2 separate regions of the Homo sapiens genome follow, and region 1 is linked to region 2. A link is a loop called in an ENCODE intact Hi-C map of the cell type or tissue named here. Cell type or tissue: PC-3. All regions are shown on one strand. Each heading gives the region's core, and the rest is flanking DNA. Links, peaks and the distances in the headings are about the cores only.

What was found. Hi-C counts contacts between places; a loop is a spot of excess contacts. Peaks named below come from ENCODE experiments on the same cell type or tissue, not always from the same donor. Only the 100,000 strongest peaks of a DNase experiment are listed, where the experiment ranks them.
Region 1: it touches region 2 in a loop (4-fold over the local background); 2 of 110 quality-filtered maps call a loop at or near these places.

The regions. Positions count from the first base shown.
Region 1 is chr14:40,310,917-40,313,850 of GRCh38, forward strand. The region is part of intron 2 of LOC105370463 (a long non-coding RNA gene); the gene reads right to left. Among named protein-coding and RNA genes, the nearest start is that of LINC02315, 640 kb to the right of the region's middle. In PC-3, for the core only: no CTCF peak of the experiment used is centred there; a DNase peak (open chromatin) is centred at 1,595; H3K27ac peaks cover 475 bases.
Region 2 is chr14:40,371,719-40,374,652 of GRCh38, forward strand. All of the region lies in intron 2 of LOC105370462 (a long non-coding RNA gene), which reads left to right. Among named protein-coding and RNA genes, the nearest start is that of LINC02315, 580 kb to the right of the region's middle. In PC-3, for the core only: no CTCF peak of the experiment used is centred there; no DNase peak of the experiment used is centred there.

The DNA of each region.
Region 1 (2,934 bases), core at 292-2,791, 61 kb before region 2:
AGTGATTAGAACAGCATCTCGTACATAGTAAGCACTTAGTAAATAAACCAATGGTGATAAACGTTATGAAAAAATATAACAGTGTAAGGTGATACAGAGTGACAAGTGGATACTACTTAAGTTGGAGTGATTGATTTCATCCTCTTAGATGATATTTCAATGAAGACTTGATTGCATTAAGGATATCTGGGAAAAAAACATTCTGGGAGAGGGAACAGCATGCACAGATTTTCAAGGAAGGGAGAATGCTTGGCACATTCGAGGAACAATAAGAAACCCAAGGGGAGGGGGATGGTAGGAGATGAAACCAAAGTGGTAGATAGGGGCCAGATAAGTTAGGGCTTTGTGAATGGTAGGCAGGGCTTGAATTTGACTACTGGCAATGAAGAAGATGGGATGCCACAAGAGATGTGTCATGATATGACCTGTAAAAATATCATTCTGGGTGATTTCTTTAGCAAAGACTGTGGAAGGGCAAGCAACGCTATAATTATAATTGTTATCACACTATTACTATTATTTTATGATTGACTTTTTTGCTTTCCTTATTGAGAAATATTATTCTTTGAAAAGTAAGTCACTCTTTCTGCTCTGAACCTATTAATTCAAAGGAAGAAAACATAAATTTTTAACCATACCAAAAGCTTTTTCTTTCAATAACCTCAGTTAATAGGAAGTGAAGAAGTCACTTTGCCTTAAATGAATTTTATTCCCAGAACCCTTGTTAAATGAAGTATTACTGAATATTGCTTTTGAAATAAAATTATGCTATAAACCTGGGGTGAGGGCAAAATTTTATTACCAACAGAACAAATGTTTTATAACAGTGGTTGCATGAGCATATGAAAACATTTGCAGACAAAAAACTCTATTTACTAAATCATGTAAAAGTCTTTAAACTGCTTTTCAGAAAGGCTATTTAGAAAAGACTTTATGCAGTATAAAAGCTATCTAGTTTTTTAATTTTATGATCGTCTAAAGTCAAAGATAAAAAATTAATTTTGGTTACACTTTTAGTTCTCTACTAGGTTAATAAGATGTCATGAACCCTTCATTCTATAAAACACTAGAAAATAAAACAATATTCTAAGTATTTACTAAAGAAGAGACAGAGACACATGTGACTACTTCTTGACAACTGTTACATAAATTTTAATGTAAAAACTGTAGGACTAACAAAAATCACACCAAAATTAAAATGGCTTTATTTGTATATTTTATTATAATATATAGTTACAGGATTTGTTTTGTTATTTAAAATGGTATGGGAACTAAAGCGGGAACATGCTGTATGAGTGAACAATTTTTTGTTTTTAATTTGAGATTTTTAACTGATAGCTATTCATGAAGATTATGGTAATAAAATATATGTTTCTTCTGACTCACCCATGAACTTTTGATAACATTTGTCCCCCCTTACCTGTTAGGGACCCATTCCAAGACCCTCAGTGGATTCCTGAAACCATGTATAGTACTGAAGCCAAAGCCTATATATACTATTTTTTTTAATCTGATAACCCAGGTGGCAAATAAGTGACTAACATGCAGGTGGCATATATGGCATGGATACTTTGGACAAAGGGACGACTCATATCCTGTGCAGGGGAAGCAGGCTGGCATGAGATTTCATCACATTACTAAGAACGGTGCACAATTAAAAAATTATAAGTTATTTACTTCTGCAACTTTTCATGTATGAATAATATTTCTGGACTGCCATTGACTGCCTGTTACTAAAACTACAGAAATGGAAATTTTAGATAAGGAAGTACTACTGTACTTATTGTAGGAGTGTGGTGCTGATAATAAAAGTTATGCTTTTGTAAAATGATTAAATAGAATTTGTTACAAGGCTAGGTGTATTTCACCAATACTTTCCAGGTGCTGGTTTTTAACTGGAGATGATATCAAATAAATGAACTGTTTTTATGCTTATAAGCATCTTCTGTTAAAATGCAAGTAATCCTATAACTTCTTATGAATGTGTTTAATCAGATTTCCTTATAACAATGTTTTCAGGAACTCTCTGAAGATGGTGATTTGCAGTTGGAAATAGGGAAGCAGGGAAGAAATAAATTGAAAGCTTGCTATAGTCTGAATGTTTGTATCTCTCCAAAATTAATATGTTGAGATCTAATCCCCAATACATTGGTATGAAGAGGTGGGGTCTTGGGGAAGTGACTGGGTAATGAGTGATCCACCCCCATGAATAAGATAAATGCCCTTATAACAGAGCACCCAGAGAGCTGCCTTGCTCTTCTGCCATGTAAGGTCACATAGACGGTGTCATTTATAAGAAACGGGCCCCCACCAGACACTGTGAATCTGCTAGTGCCTTGATCTTGGAATTCCCAGCTTCTAGAACTGTGAGCATAAATTATATAGTTTATAAATTATCAATTTTGTTACAGCAGTCGAAATGGATTAAGACAGGGTTGGTTTTTTTGTTTTGGGTGAAAATATTTGAAAACCTGTTTGTTACATGCAGATTCAAAGGATAGAAAAAATAAGTTGTCTTTTAAATGACTATTTGTGCTCTTGAGAGCAAATAAAAAATTATCAAAAACAGATATAGAAAATGTAAAAATCGTGATGCTCTGGCTTCCTCGGGGGGTTGGATTCCATCTCATTGACCTGGGAATTGGGTTGTTAAAGCATCTATATGAAACAGGAGAGGGATCTCAGGCCATGGGGGAGGTAAGTATTTGAGGGGCTGAAAATGACATTCCTTCTTAAAGCCACGAAAAGATTAAGTTCTACACGAATAAAGAAGTATATTCACCAGCCACCACCCCCACAAAAAAAAATTTTCATCTTCAGAAGATTTTGAATAGAGAATACTTATTTTCTATGAGGATTCTTACCCATAGCCTACATTTCAAATATGTTAAGATTGAGATTTTTCATTATATACATTGTCTTATATCACCAGAA
Region 2 (2,934 bases), core at 245-2,744:
AAATCACTTCCTCACAATACACTTGACTTGAGCACCCTATCTCCATGGAAATGACCAGAATAACTCTACTGGGAAACTATGACAAATGCCACATTTCCACCTACAACCTCCATCATTTTCTTTACTCTTACTTCAAGTTGACTTAATCAAGATTTTAAATTACGTAATTCTTACCTATTCTCTCTCATCAAACTACCCCCATTTTTACTTCTTTCTCTTTAAGCTTTATTCACATGGACATCAAAATTTATTTCTTTTGTTGCCTTTTCATTTTATTTCATCAGTTCTCTAAATCTAGCATTAGAAAGCAATACTACAATCCACAACATCTATTCATATTTTAGGTTGCACAACACAATGTAGACAATTATAGACTCACAGATGGACACCACTATATATTTACCATAAAACTAGATTAAAATCACCAGGAAATTCAAATTGTCTTGGGTATAAATACAGAAAGAAACCACAAATAAACAAAACACAATCAACCAAAAAAAAAAAAAAACAATAAAAAAGAAAGAAAGGGGGACTTCTCCACCCATGGAGCATATAGTTGAATATGGTCTATTTGACCAGGTGCCTCAATTCTAAGACTATACCTATACTTGTTCAATTTTAGCAGATAACTGCTTTTGATTTCATGGAGATAAAAAGTTTTGTATGGACTTGAAATTTCCCTCTCCAGCTTGCAATTTTATCTGTTGCCTTCAGAGTGTTCTGTTCTCTCAGGGACTTCAATCTATTCTTTGTTCCTTATTTTTGATATCCTCAAAAAATTGCCTTCACTTACTCCTCTTACATAACCTATAAACTCATACTTTTAAAGTTTGTTTTCCTCTTAGTTACTTCAGGGATATTTATTAGACACCAATCCTAAGCCATTCACCATTACAAAGACCAGGCCCAGTAATGTACAAAGCTGAACTTTCTACTACTATAGGACATATTCAAGTAAAAACACATACAAACACACAAACGTGCACACACTACACCAAGAAAATATGACAGTCTTGTCATTTACCATTTCTTCCTCTATCCACAGTTCTCTCTGACAGGTTGCCAGAAAGTCTGAAATTGCATTACTAAATTGTTAAGTAATAATTATTATTCATTTCTGTAAACATAGAAATAGCTTTGGGAAGACAGTAAAACACCAATAAATGTATCGGCTATTAACAGTTTAGTGTAATGCATTTTTATCAAAACTTTTAATTAATAATACAATTTTGGAGAAATTTGTGCAGGTTGTTTCATTAGAGATACATTCTGATGGTCATTCTTGACTGGGAGATCACCCAGCTGCAACAGCTTGCTCAGCCTGGGGCTGGTTAGTCTGCAAGTGCTACAAATAAGTATTAGAAATGGTGAGCAAGAGAGATATGGGAACCACAAGGATGTTGGTGATAGAATTCTTTTATTTTACAGATTTACCCAGAACAAGCTTTACCCTGAGTGGCTTTTATACTGTCTGTATCAGTATTATCTTCTGAGGCCCCAGATAATATTCAGATTTCGAGATCCAGCATTAGGCCTCTGGAACTAGAATCATTAAGTGGGAACTTGGAAATCTGTATTTTTAACCAGCTCCCCAGGGCTTCTTACGTACTCTGAGTTCTGAGAGCCAATGCATGATTAACATGATGAATTAAGAAAACATTTGGATTTAGTAACTGTTCATAAGAATTTTGTCTGCCACTCACATTCCTAATATTTATTTCACCATTTTTCAGGTAATTAGTTTCAGTTCTGTCACAGTGATCAACATTACCTAGTAATTTATATCATTGCTTGGATGTTTAAAAAATAAATTACATATGTGTGGTTACAGTTCATTTCACCAATCATAAATTTGTTTTGCCATATTATTACCAACTAGAATTTTGTTTAAATGGTAATGCCTACCTATCATTTATAATGGCAATAATTCTAATTTTAAAAGACTGAGTGATAATGTCATAATGAAAATTAAGCAATTGTATCACGAAATAATATCCCGAAAAAGGCAAATAATTCCTAATGGTTGTGTTCTCAAATTAAAAAAATTAGAATGCTTGTATTATTTAAGCTATGTTTAAAAATTCAGATTTTAGAAATTCACATAGAGCCATCAAAATTCATTTAAAAGCAAAGTAATAAAATTTTATTTTCTACTGATAGCTTGAGAAAAAATAACTAAATTCAATAAAAATATCTGCTATACAATCAGTTTCTATGTGAAAGTTTATAGACATAAAATAATGGGAAAGATGGTAGTTTTGAAAATTATACTGAAAAGCACACAAAGGAAGAAAGAAAAAAAATTACCAAATAGTTTTCAATGTTGGCCATTTTTAATGATTTGCTTAAAAGCATATAGCTTATGGGAGAATGTTTTCATAAACATTGAATAAGAAAATATTCTTTTTTATTATATAAAATTTTATTTTAAATTTAAAATTTTTCCAACTTTATTGAGTTTAATTGACAAAATTATATTTAAGGTGTATATGATTTCTGATATACATACATATTGTTTAAATGATTACCACAGTCAAGTTAGTTAACACATCCATCTCCTCACATACTTTTTTTATGAGACCACCAACTCTGTTTTTAGTAAAGTTCAATTGTACAATACAGTATTATTATTATTATTATCATTATTATTTTGAGACAGAGTCTCGTTCTGTCGCCCAAGCTGGAGTGCGGTGGCGCGATCTCGGCTCATTGCAAGCTCCGCCTCCCGGGTTCACGTCATTCTCCTGCCTCAGCCTCCCAAGTAGTTGGACAACACAGTATTGTTAACTATGGTCACCATGTGTAAATTTCATTTCAAGAACCTATTATCTTGTAACTGAAAGTTTATACCGTTTGACTAGTATCTCCCCATTTCTCTCACTCTCCAACCTCTGGAAACTGCCCTTCTACTGTGCTTCTGAGTTTGACCTTTTT